Regions from separate parts of the Homo sapiens genome. Here region 1 is linked to region 2. A link is a contact called in ENCODE Hi-C data. All regions are on one chromosome and are shown on one strand. Each heading gives the region's core, a stretch centred on a gene start or an enhancer-like site at or near the end of the contact. The rest is flanking DNA. Distances are from core to core; before and after follow the strand shown. Region 1 holds the start of VWCE (von Willebrand factor C and EGF domains). Region 2 holds the start of P2RX3 (purinergic receptor P2X 3).

Region 1 (6,520 bases), core at 2,865-5,364, 4.0 Mb before region 2:
ATTCACCCTGCCCAGCTATCCAGGACTCCAGGTTAACTATTCTTAATTTACTGCGAACTTAGGCAGTATCCTCCCTTTTATGGCAGTTGTTGCATTCACTTGCCCTTGCTGTTAGAACAGCTCTTTTCAAGTAGTGAAAGTGAAGACATCTATACCTCTTCTTCATCACGTGATTGTTTGATGGGATCCCAAGGATGATGGGCTTAGAAATTCACTGGTCTTTTTGGTTGTCCTTGACACCATTTGATTCTTACTTGCCTCTGTCGGTAACCTGCTGGGCCTGGGGGTTGCCTGGACTGCCTTTCCTGGTTTTATAGCCAGCTCTGTGTGCAGTGTCCAGTCATCTAGCCCCCAGGCCACCTAGTAGCTCCTCATGTACCTCCCAGCTGCTTGTTGCCACATGCCCTTTGGACCCTCATTTTGTTTCCTCTGATCTAATCAAGTGAACCTTTGGTGCTTTTGGTTTGAGAATACAGCAGGAGTAGGGCACATATGGGATTCACTCTTCTGTCTGGCAAACAAAGCCTGTCTTCTTTTCAGCTTGGTGGGCCAATGTCTGGGACCACGTTTCTCTCAGTGATCCGGTGGGAAGAAAGGCTGCTCTGTCCCCACGGTGGAGTAGGGTTGATACTAGGCATATTGGTGGCTCCTTTAAGACCAGCCTTTGATACAGTGTCAGGAAAATTGTGGTTGCAAGTTCAAATTGTGGTTTTGAGAGATTCTAGCTTAAAAAGAAAAGAGCTAAGAAGCATCCCTGGTTTGAGGGTCTTCTGGAGGAAGTTTCCTTCCCTGAAGGAATTCCTTGTGTTTTATTACCTTTTTTTCCCCTTACTCTTCTGAGAGTTCTGCGGGTGGGGGATAAGGGTCTTAACAAAAAATAATCAGCCTCTCAAAAACCACAGGTTGAACTGGAAACCCAACACTGTGATTTGAATTCTAGAAGTCATAGTTTGAATTTGAAAGGGCCTGCCCCCCTGCCAGAGGCCAGCTTTAATGAGGCAGGCAAGCAACAGTCTCCACATTGTGATTATTTTAAAAATTTAATCCTAGATGGGAGCGCTGACTATAAGGTGTCATAATCAGAAAGACAGAATGTGGTGGGATGATCATTCTGGGGCACTTTTGTGGTCTGACCTGCAGCTGCTGAGACCTGCTATTGAGAAGAAGGTTGTCAATGACTTGTCTTGAATTTGGAAGCCTGTGGAGTCCTTGCTATGTTTTGCTGATTTTTTGTTTTGTACACTCTTGGGTGTATTCACTCGGGATTGAATTCCAACTTTGGAAACTGATGTTCTGCTGCCATACTCCCACATCCCCTCTTAAACACCATTAATCACCTCTCTAGGGGTGAAAGGTTGTCTTTGGAGCGTGGCTGTAGCCAACTGGAACAGCTCCATTCCATGTAGGCGCTGATGAACTAGCATCACTCCAGGCCTCTGCACGAAGGGACCTTTGGGAGAATAATAGAAACACTGACTCATCACATGACCATTTGAAGGGATCACAAGCCAGAGGCTGTCATTCTGCAGCCAACAACAACTTGGATCCTCCACCCTCGGTGGAGGGTCCCTTTTGTTACTGAGAAACCACAAGCCACAGAAGTGGGAAGAAACACAGGAACTGCAATCAAGGGATATGCCCGAACTAGTCTTGAACAATAGTAAGTTAGAGACTCTGTGTCCAAACTGAGAAACCTCAGGGTCAAACAAAAAGACAAGAAAAACAAAAACCAAACTAAAGGGGAAAATGTTGATAGGAGCAAGGTGAATGCCATAAGGTCACAGAAACTTTATGGGGAAATGAAAGAAATGCCAGGGGCAGTTTGGACGTTGTTTGGAGATTCACTAACAGGAATTTACTGTGTACTAAGTATCCTAAATTCCTTAGGGTAGATGTGGGTTTTCTTCAAGCACAAAGTTGCATCTCAGCTATTCCAGCTGCTCATTGGCCAATATGGAGCAAACTCTGCCAGGGAGTGAGTTTTACAGGGTGAGGTGGAGCAGGTGGGGCTCCATAATGTAGCTAAGAACAGAGGTAGCTGAGGTGTGCTGGAGTGTGAGAAGATGGCATGAAATATGGAAGCCATGTGGACACTTGTTCTGTGTATGCCTGTTGAAAATTTGGGTAGCTCCCCTAGGGCCAGGAAAAAAGAGCACCTATTTGACATTGGTGGTTTAGGGGCAGTGGAGGGGGAAAGTGTAACCTTCAGATGTTTGGGGCAAGAGAGAAAGATGCCTTAGGATTCCGAGGGTCCTTGGGACTCAGAATGGATATGACGGAAATTGCATTCATCTTATGTTACAGAATATTTTGGCTCCTACTTGTTGAGAATATGTTGACAAGAAAATGGGCCAAAACAAACAAGGTGAGATACGGCCTCAAGGTGAATGTCTGCAAAAATGTAGCCACAAGCCGGGTGCGGTGGCTCACGCCTGTAATCCCAGCACTTTGGGAGGCTGACGTGGGTGGATCATTTGAGGTCAGGAGTTCAAGACCAGCCTGGTCAACATGGTGAAACCCCGTCCCTACTAAAAATACAAAAATTACCTGGGCATGGTGATGTGCGCCTGTAGTCCCAGCTACTCGGGAGGCTGAGGAAGGGGAATTGCTTGAACCCGGGAGATGGAGGTTGCAGTGAGCCGAAATCGTGCCACTGCATTCCAGCCTGGGCGACAGAGAAAGACTCCATCTAAAAAAAAAAAAAAAAAAATGGGGCCACACAGCTTCAGGTAGGGAGACCACTTGGCAGCTTGTGTTTAAATAACATAAAAGCACAACAAAAAATGCCTGCTTTTTTTCGTTCTTTTTTTTTTTTGAGATGGAGCCTTGCTCTGTCGCCCAGGCTGGAGTGCAATGGTGCAATCTTGGCTCACTGCAACCTCTGCCTCCTGGGTTCAAGTGATTCTCCTGCCTCAACCTGAGTAGCTGGGAATACAGGCGCCCGCCACCATGCCCAGCTAATTTTTGTATTTTTAGTAGAGATGGGGCGTCACCATATTGGCTAGGCTGGTTCTGGAACTCCTGACCTCAGGTGATCCGCCCACCTCAGCCTCCCAAAGTGCTGGGATTACAGGTGTGAGCCACCGCGCCCGGCCACCTGTGGTTTTTCTTTACTGCAAACTCAATGTGTCATAATTAACATCATGGGGTTGCCAAAAACGTAATATTAGGGTGCATTAGTAAAAGTATGGTGTCTGCAGGAAGGAGGCACGAGTCCAGGCCACCGCTGGTACGCCATGTCCATTTGTGGCCACCAATGTTAAGCACCTCAGTAAAGGCAGAGGTAGCAGGAAGGCCAAAGGAACAGGGATTGTTCAACTGGGAAGTGAAGACACTTTAAAACAAATGTGGTTCAAAACTGGATTGGGCCGCTTCTTAACAGATAGTGAGTTTCTTACCCCTGGAAGTATTTAAGCAAAATCTTGACTAATTGTGGGTGGCTAAGGGAAAGATTACTGCATGGAGCAGAAGGTAAAATCAGTTATCCTTTCAGCTTTCTCCCAGCGGGATGATTTTGATTTCCGCACCCCTTCTTTGCCTAAATCCCTAGGCAGCCCCCCAGTCTCTGACCACGGCCTGGGGCAGCTGCAGAAGGGGCAAAGAGGAGCCTTCCAGATCTGCTGCTGCCTCTCCACTGCCAACGGCGCCAGCTGCTTCCTGGTCTTGCCACCAGCAGTCGGGAGGCCGGCCATCTGCCCCCTGGGTGCCCAGAGGAGCCCGGGGCTTCAAAAGTGGCTAGGGCCCCAGGCCAGGGAGCGGTTGGACCCACAGATCAACGCACTCCGGCGTTAGGGTGCAGACCTTCTGGCAGGCTGGGGGCAGGCCTAGAACTGCTCAGCGGCACAGCGACCTGGCGTCGTGGGTTCGAATTTCCACGGTTCCCACCTCGTCACAACAAGGCGTCTCGGGTCCCACCGACAGGGGCCATGCCCGGGGCGCGCAGCCTCTGGTGCTAGCCTTGTTCCCGAAGTCTGTTTCCTCCCGGGGCCTCGGTCTGACGCCTTCAGTCAGCGCTTCGCAGGAAGCCGACTCCCAAACCGGGGCAGGGGGTGTGGGCCGAGGGCGAAACCCCGCCCCCAGGGGTCCCTGATCTTTGCCCCCGCCCCGGGCTCCGCGCCTCTCGGAGAGGCATCAGCAGGCGGGCGGCGTTGCCTTTGTGTGTTTCGCTTCGAGGTGCCAGAGACCCTCCCCACAATCGTCCGCCGCGTCCCCTCGCGGCCCTCGGCCCCTCCTCTCGGCGTCCCAAGCCCCCCTGCTCAGCTCTGCGTGCCATTTCGGGGATCGCTGGTTCGCTCCCCACGGCGCCAGGAGGAGGGGCGAGGGCCGGCAGCCCCCTCTCCCGCGCGCGGCGCAGGAGCCGAGCCCAGCCCGGGGGACCCGCCGCCGCCGGTCATGTGGGCCGGACTGCTCCTTCGGGCCGCCTGTGTCGCGCTCCTGCTGCCGGGGGCACCAGCCCGAGGCTACACCGGGAGGAAGCCGCCCGGGCACTTCGCGGCCGAGAGGTAAGCGCCCGGAGCTCCTCCCCGCTCCCCCGCCCGGGAGAGCGCTACCGGCGTGCAGTCGAGAGGCGCGGAGGGGCGCTCAGGAGCCGCAGGCAGCCGCGTGTCGGGGCTTCCTCTGGGGTGCTATCAGCGCGGGCACAGCTCGGGGACGGCACAAAGAGTCAGCAACTTGTGCCTCTAGGCGGGTGCTCATCGTGCCCCCCTGGCTGGGGCTGTCCAGACTGGGACCTGGGAGATCGGAGGTCCAGGCGTTGGGTGACTCCTAATGTGCCCTGGAGCGCGGACCTCTGGAGAGGGGAGCCCAGGACGTGCCATCTGGTCTCCGGACTGGCTGGCTCACCCCCCAGCGTGCCCGTGGCTCTGCCCGGGCAGCGCCTGGCCTCCCCTGCCGCGCGGGGCTTTCCCTGGGTCTTGGCCCTACGAACTTCATGGACCTTGGAACAGCCGGGGTCTCTGGGTCACTTTTCGTTTTCTGTCCGTGCGTGTGCGCGCGTGGGGGTGGGGTGCATGCCCCTCCGCTGTCTTTCGCGATGGATGCCGCCCTCCGCACGTGCTTTCCCCCGGGCCGCGGTGGGGCCGTGCGCGTGTGTGCGTGATGCTCGGAGCTAGGGAACACTGTGTCAGCAGGCGGCCTGGCCCGCGGCCACGTCCTCCGGGGGGCGCGCAGCGGGGGCGGCCCGGCCAGGCTTGTAGCTCACACGTGTGTTCCACAGCCACCGCCAGTTCCTGCTCAGAACCTGCCCCGACTCCCCGGCGTTCCACAGGCTCCCACCACCTGTCCCTCTGTCACCAGCCCTAGGAGGCTCCTTAGGGCGCTCTGGCGGGTGCTCGGTCCCTGCCCACCTGAGAGTTCGACTCCATCAGCCTCCCTGGGCACCCTTTTATCTGCCGCCTTGGTGGCACTGCCTGTCCGTTTCTGAGAGTCCCAAGGCTCCGCTCATTCGCCCGGTCCCCTCCTTCTCAGGCTGCTGCCATAATCACTCCAGCAAGGGGGTGGATGAGACTTCACTGCCAGCTCCCGCCAGCAGGAGGGCCCCCCCTTTCTTCTGTGATGACCTCAGAGAGGGAAAAAGGCCCCAGGGACAGCTTTCCTCAGACTTTTGTGTGCTGCCATTGCACCCTGAGCTTCCCTTTCCGGAATACTTGTCACATTTTGGCACAGATTTTTCTCCCCAAGAACACGCTAAGTTTGCCTTGTCCCATGTCCCCAGTGCCCAGCGCAGAGTGGGTGCTTTACAAAGTGCCTGCCTCGCAGAATCATCTTCCCTCCGCTCTGAACATTGGTGGAACACCATTGGGAAGGGGTTTCTTGTCCCTTTTCTGTTGCGGTGGGGTTGGAAGCTCAAACCAGGCTGGATTTCATCACCCTCTGTCCAGTCCATGACTGGAGCTGGTTGCAGTTGTCCTCTCTGTCCCCCTCCAGGCCTGCAGTTGTGCTGTTTCCCCTGCTAGAACACCCTCTCCCTTCCTCTTCTTTTGCTGGCTGCCCTACTTTTTTTTTTTTTTTTTTTGAGACAGAATCTTATTCTGTCACCCAGGCTGGAGTGCAGTGGTGCGATCTCGGCTCACTGCAGCCTCTGCCTTCTGGGTTCAAGCGATTCTCATGCCTCAGCCTCTCGAGCAGCTGGGACAACAGGCACATGCCACCACACCTGGCTAATTTTTTTTTTTTTTTTTTTTTTTTTTGAGATGGAGTTTTGCTCTTGTTGCCCAGGCTGGAGTGCAGTGGCGTGATCTCAGCTCACCGCAACCTCCGCCTCCCAGGTTCAAGCAATTCTCCTACCTCACCCTCCCAAGTAGCTGGGATTACAGGCATGCGCCACCATGCCCGGCTAATTTTGCATTTTTAGTAGAGTCGGGGTTTCTCCATGTTGGTCAGGCTGGTCTCAAACTCCTGACCTCGGGTGATCCGCCCGCCTTGGCCTCCCAAAGTGCTGGGATTACAAGCGTGAGCCACCGCGCCCGGCCTGTATTTTTTTTTTAGTGGAGACAGGGTTTTGCCATGTTGGCCAGGCTGG
Region 2 (7,109 bases), core at 3,896-6,395:
GTATGTCAGCTCTAACCAGACAACGTGCTCCAGACCACTCACAGCCTCTTCACTCGAAGGTCTCTAGCTGTGTCCCAGCTCAAAGCCAGGCCATGCTGGCCCCCTGAACCGGACCCTGTGCTTTTCCTACCAGCTCCTGCTCCATCACCAGTGAAAGCATCTCCTGGCTTAGGAAAGTCTCAGGAGGAAAGGGCCGAGGACTCCAAGGAACAATCAACCAATCTCCTACCTCCTCCTCCTCCTCCTTCAAGGCTCCTTCTTGTGCCCAGTGGGGTGGAGAGGCCACATTAGAATTCTCTCTCTGACTTAAATAACAAGTGGAAGAATTTCAATGGCCTCACAGGGCCTCGGGATGTCATCAAGGCAGCTAGAAAGAAGGGGATGCTTCATTTCCAGAACGGAGGGGCTGAGGCTGTCTCTGGAGGCCAGGGCTCAGGAGCTAGGGCAGGCCTGAGCCTTCGATTCTTGGCATTTACTCTGCTGCTCTGACTATTTTCTTCTCGCATTCATGGTTTATTATTTATAGAGCGGAAGGCGTGTGGCAGCTCCTTGGCAGGTGGGATGTGCAGGAGAGAGGCCAGAGCCGCGCCCCAGCACCCTCCCATCCGCCCCCAGGGAGCCAAGGAGGAGGCTGGGGAGTGGGTGTGAAGAGTGCACGCTGTGTGTGTGGGAGGAGGAGAGGGGTCTCTTAGGAAGGTGTGAGCTGGGCAGAGGGAAAGGGGGAGGGGTGATGGGGGGGTCTTTGTGAAGTAGTCGCAGTTGCCATCTATTACTGAGTCACCATCTCCGCAAGGCACTTGACATATGTTACCTCCCCTCCCTATAACTCCCAGGGAGGAGGTATTCCTAAATCCATTTTCCAGATATGGGGACTGAGACTTAGAGATGTAAAGTCACTCTTAGGAGGCCCTCTCCTAGTTGGTGTCAGAGCCAGGCTTCTAACCAAGTGCTCTACGTTCCATATTGGGGGAGAGGGCAGGCAGGAATGAGAGTCACTCCTCTCTCTGGACCAGGATGACTGGTCCAGATGGGGCATCCAGCCAGGCATGGTGACTCATGTTGTAATCCCTGCACTTTGGGAGGCCGAGGCAGGTGGATCACTTGAGGTCAGGAGTTCGAGACCAGCCTGGCCAACATGGTGAAACCCCATCTCTACTAAAAATACAAAAATTAGCCGGGCGTCGTGGCACAGGCCTGTAATCCCAGCTACCGGGGAGGCTGAGGCAGGAGAGTCGCTTCAACCCAGGAGGCGGAGGTTGCAGTGAGTCGAGATTGCACCACTGCACTCCGGCCTGAGGGACAGAGCAAGGCTCCGTCTCAAAAAAAAAAAAAAAAAAAAAAAAAAAAAGATGGGGCAGCCCAACAGTTCTTCCCACCATAACAGCTCTTTCCACCATATCTGTCACTTAATTGTGCTGACAAGGTGCCTCACAGTGATACCCTGGGCTGAGAGGATGGAGTGGAGAGCCAAGAAGGCAGGATTCTAGACCCTTCTCTTTAAACCAGAGCAGCTCCTCCCTTTCACCTGCTTTATGTATTGAACTCCCACCTAAGATCTGAAATGAGGCTGAATTTTATGAACCAAAGCATGGGGCTGTACAGATGGCAAGTTTGTGGACTGGGTCTTGTATGGGGGAGGAACAGGGCAGGTAGGGCAGGGCTGTGGTGGGGTCAGAGGCTCCAGCAGCCACCAGTGACCCTTCAGCACAATGGGGCATCAAAGGCCTGGGAAGTCCCTGGCCTCCTAGTTTGCAAGGAGGCAGCTTCCTCCAGGAAGGCCCTGGAAATCAACCTCAGGCCAAGCACAGGCTATTGCTTCCAGGGACTCAGATCCTAGGGATTTCCTTCAACTTCTCAGGTCCCCAAAGGATCCAGAACGGGGATGGGCTCTCGGGAAGTCCCACTCCACAGAGGTGAGTGGGGATTACCACGTGGACCCAGAAAAGATGTGAGAAACATCAGGTAAGTCCAGGCCTCTCTGTGTGCCCTGGAGTGGGTAAAGGAAAATAGTGATGAAATGGTGTCAACCACAGACAAGCAGCTGAGGCCAGGGGCGGGGGTGAGAGCGTATGTGAGATGACCAGGTGGTGTGTTGCTGAGAAGTTCTCAGAGAAATGATGGACTCATGTTAGGCAGAGTCTAGGTTGTTGACCTGGTTGGGATGATGGGGAAGAGATTGAAGTATCAGTGAAATATTAACACTATAGCCTTAAAAATCCCTTCAAATTCGATTGGGTCCAAGCCACTGTCACCTCTCTGCATAAACTGCCTCTTAGCAGGTTTTCCTGCACCCACTCCTACTCCTTCCACTTCCAGGGAATCAGCCCAGGTGCTCTTCCCAACTCAGATCTCATCGTGTCTGTCTCTCTCTCTCTCAAACTCACGTGCACACACACACAAAAGTGCACACAGACACACGGGTTAAAATGCTTCCATGGCTTCTGTTTATTCATCTCCTGTAAAAACAAAAGCTCTCTAAGGGTGTCTGAGGTCCGGCCTCTGTGTGTGTTCCCATCCACCGTACACCACCCTCACTCATCTCTGCTCCCTCGGCTCCAGCCACAATGACCTTCTTTTCTTTCCCCTGTTTGCCAGCCTCCTTCCCTTTGCAGAGGTGGGTTTCTCTGCCCTGAACTCTCTTCCTTCCCTCTTTCACCTGGGCTGCTCTTACTCATCCTTCGGGTCTTGGCTAAAATGTCACATCTCCAGAAAACCTTCCCTTACTCCCTGACTGGGCCAAACACCTTCACAGAAGCGGCTCTCTATAACTGTGCACCTCTAAGCCACAGTTGACATTTCACGTTTGTGGAGATCATCAGATGAATGCCATCTCTTGCCTTCCGCTGTAAGCCCCAGGAGGGCGAGGACCCTGTCTGCTTTTGCCCACCATTCCGTCCTCAATCCACAGTGCCTGGCATGCAGAGATGCTGGTACATTTTTGCTAAATTAATGACGGTGGACTCATGAAGTCACAACGTGCATGGGTTCACATACACGGAGATGGGACTCAGGTCAGGGGGCTGGGCTGCAGAGGGCGCTGATGTAACTGGAAGGCAGTGTCCCGTGGGGAGCTGTCAGGCTAGGAGATGGATGGGGTTGGAAATTAAGATGCTAAAGAGCTTCGCACACTCGCTCCAGCAGGCTGGGCTCCAGCCCTGAGGACTGGAGGATTCTATCTGATCATGATGAGACAGAGACAAGGGCAGTGGGGGCTGAGCGGGCTGGTCTAGGAGCCCACTCTCTCCCCCATCAATCTCTGCCTGGAGCCAGTGGAGCCAGGCCAGAAGGGGAATGTGCTGAGCCAGATTTTGCACTCACCTGGGCCAACATACCATCTTGTGGCTATAAACAACCACAGCATTGAATATACACGTGAACACAGAACATTTAGGAACCAACTTTGAGCCAAGCTCTAGAGATGCAGACAGCGAACATTTGCAAACCTCGTATCTCACAAAACCTCAACATTGGAAGGGAACTTTGTGGCCATTTAATGCTATTCCAAAGCTTGAATCCCTTTTCTAAAATCTCCCAAAGGAGCACTGGATGGTACAGCCTTTTTACAATACCTGCCCACTGAAGCCTACCAGGGCTTGCCCAGCACACAGAGCAAAAAATCACCTAAAAAGTCACATCTAGCCACCTTTCCCTCCACACCCTCGCATAAACTTCAACATTTCAAGCAAGCAGGTTTGCATGCAGCTTCAGCCCACAGGCACACAGGATTCTCCTTTGACCTGCTTGAACTAACTCCTGACAGTCAGTGGATTGCTGCCTCAAATGCAAAGACCCATTGTCTGAAAGAACAGCATAAGATTGGAGACCCGCATGCCAGGAAAGAAAACCTTCGAGGTTTCTGCCTGTATTTCCTGGTGCCCACCAGTGTGTGGAAATGACCACAAGAAGGACAGGACCTGCATTCTTCCCCAGCCATTGTCTGCTCCACAGCCCTTTGTGTGCGTGTGTGTGTGTGTGTGTAGGTGTGTGCTTGCAGGCGGTGGGGGCTGAGGGGATGGTTGCACCTTCCTGGCTCTTAAGCAACTCCTAGGATGGGTTACATGGCACAGGGTCAGGGAGAGGTAGGGAACTTACACTTTTTGACAAAGGGGAGCATTTCTGGATTCCTGGGGAGGGAGCGGCACTATGTTCAGAAAAGCTCCTTTTCTCCTTGGCCACTCTTCCCTTGGGCCTCTGTTTGTTTCCTCATCAAGGGGCAGTTCCCTCTTTGTCCTCCCCTTCAAGAGCAGAGGGCTTCTCCCTTGCCCTTCTCTCTCTCACCATCTCACCCATCCATGCCAGAAGGAAATTCCTCATTCTAAAACAGATCCAGTTCTCTCTTTCCCTCCCGGCCACCAACTTGATCAACCTGCCACCACCCCCTTGTCTCAGTGCCTTCCCTTCCCTATTCCTGTGCTGTCTTGTCTTTTTGAGACCCCGAAGACTTGACTGAGGGGAATTCGAAGATGTGGGAGGGGGTCTGCCTGTTCTCTTGTTGGGGAGATGAGAGCAGGGAGGGTGGAGATGGAGCTCCTGAGCCCTCCCTCGGTGGAGGGCAGTGCCGGGGCAGGGACCCTACTACTCCGAGCGTGTGTCTTGAAACCAATCTCAACCCTGGAGGACGAACTGGGAAAAGAATTCACCTGGGTGAATTTAGGCCCTAGGTGGGGGTGGCAGAGGCCAGTCTTTAAGACTCGGCTCCACAGAAGAAACTGTTTCCCCCAGGAGCAGAGGAGCTCAGGAAGCTGGATGGTAGCACCGAGGCAGGAGGGTGAAGACGGGATACCAGGCAGCCCACCCCGCCAGGAACCTGAAAGGCCACAGACTCACCCTACAAAGTAGGAGATGATCAGAAGCTGAACTACTCGGTTGATGATCCCGATGGTCCAGCTCTTCACAACCACCGACTTGGTGGTCTCATAGGTGAAGAAGTCGGATATGCAGTTCATGCTGAGAGAGTGCTCAGGGGACACTCAGAAGGGGGCCCAGTGGTGGCCTCAGGAGAGGGAGGTCCTACAGGACAGGGAGACGAGATCACGACCTGGAGGGGGCAGCTTAGAGGGGTTGGAGGAATGGGGAGCCTGTCCCTTTAAGCCATGCAATCCTAGTGAGATTCTCTGCTCTTGATACTCTGGCTTCCAAGAGGCCAGGACCAGGGCGGGGGACCCCCTTTTTGTTCGTCTCCACTCCACTCCCCTGTGATGTCACAGCAGGGGTGGGGTCTCCAATCCTGGGCTCCTGATTGCCTGGGATGTAGCTGGCTGGAGCCCTCTGGGACTAATGTTTTATCTGCACTCTGTCTACTGTTTCTGTTCTGTTCTCTTCTGCAGCATCCTCATCCCAGCTCACCAGCTGCTCACACTCTCCCTAAAGCCCCTTGCAATTTCCCATCCCCCAGTCACCTAATAGCCTGCCTGAGCTAAGGACCCTCTTCATTCCTGAGTGTCTGCCAAATTCCACCCAGTTCTGCGCCGTCCCCTCCTTTCCTGAGTTGCCCCCAGTGGCATGGGTCAGGGGGAAAAGGTCTCTTGAAAGTTTTTCTGGGTCTTCTGGGGTGTGATGAGTAAAGAGTCACATATTTCTAACTCCAGCTGGTAATGAGCTTCGCTCTACCTGTAGCATAGCAGTTAGCACGTCTTTTTTGTTTTGTTTTCTTTTTATTATTATTCTTATACTCTAAGTTCTATGGTAAACCTGCACAACGTGCAGGTTTGTTACATATGTATACGTGTGCCATGTTGGTGTGTTGCACCCGTTAACTGTAAATATACCCGTCATTTACATTAGGTATATCTCCTAATGCTATCCCTCCCCACTCCGCCCACCCCGCGACAGGCCCTGGTGTGTGTGATGTTCCCCACCCTGTGTCCAAGTGTTCTCATTGTTCAATTCCCACCTATGAGTGAGAATATGCGGTGTTTGGTTTTCTGTCCTTGTGATAATTTGCTCAGAATGATGGAGTCCAGCTTCATCCATGTCCCTGCAAAGGACATGAACTCATCCTGTTTTACAGCTGCATAGTATTCCACGGTGTATATGTGCCAACTTCTTTTTTTTTTAACTGTCACTTTATTTATTAAAGTCATTTGTTAGATTATGTTTTCCTGAAAGGTTGGGGCTGGGTTTTTTTTTCTGTTTTTTTTTTTTTTCTTTCTTTCCTTCCCTTCCTTTTTTTTTTCTTTTTCTTTCTTTCTTTTTTTTTTTTTTTTTGACAGAGTCTCGCTCTGTCACCCGGGCTGGAGTGCAGTGGCACAATCTCAGCTCACTGCAACCTCTGCCTCCTGGGTTCAAGCAATTCTCATGCCTCAGCCTCCTGAGTAGCTGGGATTATAGGCACCCGCCACCACGCCTGGCTAATTTTTGTATTTTTAATAGAGACGGGGCTTCACCACGTTGGCCAGTCTGGTCTCAAACTCCTGACCTCAAGTGATCTCCCTGCCTTGGCCTCCCCAAGTGCTAGGATTACAGGTGTGAGCCACCGTGCCTGGCCGGGGATGTTTTCACCTTGTTCAAGTTTCCTCAAATCTGAGAAGTGTGCTAAAGTAGTAATAGGCCCTCAATATCTATTTATTAAACCCAGTTGAATTTATTTTGCTAGATAATGCTGGAATAGCCACTACTCAGAGGTTAAAGCTATGAGTTCAGGGGAGAAGGGTGCATTCCTGTTGTCTCTTACCCCAGGATTGATTTAGCAAGCTGGTGTATTGATTGTCAGGGAAATCTTGAGCTTACATATTCTGTACTAATGTCTTCATGTAGGACACATATCAATAGTCATTCTGAACATACAGTCACTGTGATTATGACAGAAGATAACTGGACTGGTGGTGTTAAGGAGGTCTGGGTCCTACCTAGCCTTGTTGCCAACGCACTGAGACCCTGGGCAACTCACTCCCCTTTGGGTCTCAGTTTTCCCATCAGTAAAAGGAGGTTGGGGTAGAAAAACTAAAACATCTTTTCCAGGTCTGGTCTCTGATGTTGCAAAATGCACTCTGGGATTATACGGGGGAGACCTGGCTTCCGCAACCACAGGATGATGTGGTTTCAAATCAGTTCTGGCTCCAAGGTGAATCTGACACCAGGACTTGAACTGGATAAGGCCGTTTGCCAGC

The links. A loop is a pair of places that touch in the nucleus more often than their neighbours do.
Region 1: a map of ovary shows a loop between it and region 2 (24-fold over the local background). The contact joins the promoter of VWCE here to the promoter of P2RX3 in region 2. A Hi-C loop is called at or near these places in 1 of 168 maps with a recorded cell type or tissue (ovary).

The regions. Positions count from the first base shown.
Region 1 is chr11:61,292,910-61,299,429 of GRCh38, reverse strand. It overlaps VWCE (von Willebrand factor C and EGF domains), which reads left to right and starts at 4,114. Exons shown (of 20, transcript NM_152718.2): 1 at 4,114-4,502. The coding sequence starts at 4,393. RefSeq lists silencers at 4,035-4,104, 4,285-4,594, 5,035-5,294 and an enhancer at 4,361-5,063.
Region 2 is chr11:57,336,388-57,343,496 of GRCh38, reverse strand. P2RX3 (purinergic receptor P2X 3) reads right to left here and starts at 5,145. Exons shown (of 12, transcript NM_002559.5): 1 at 4,828-5,145. The coding sequence starts at 4,946.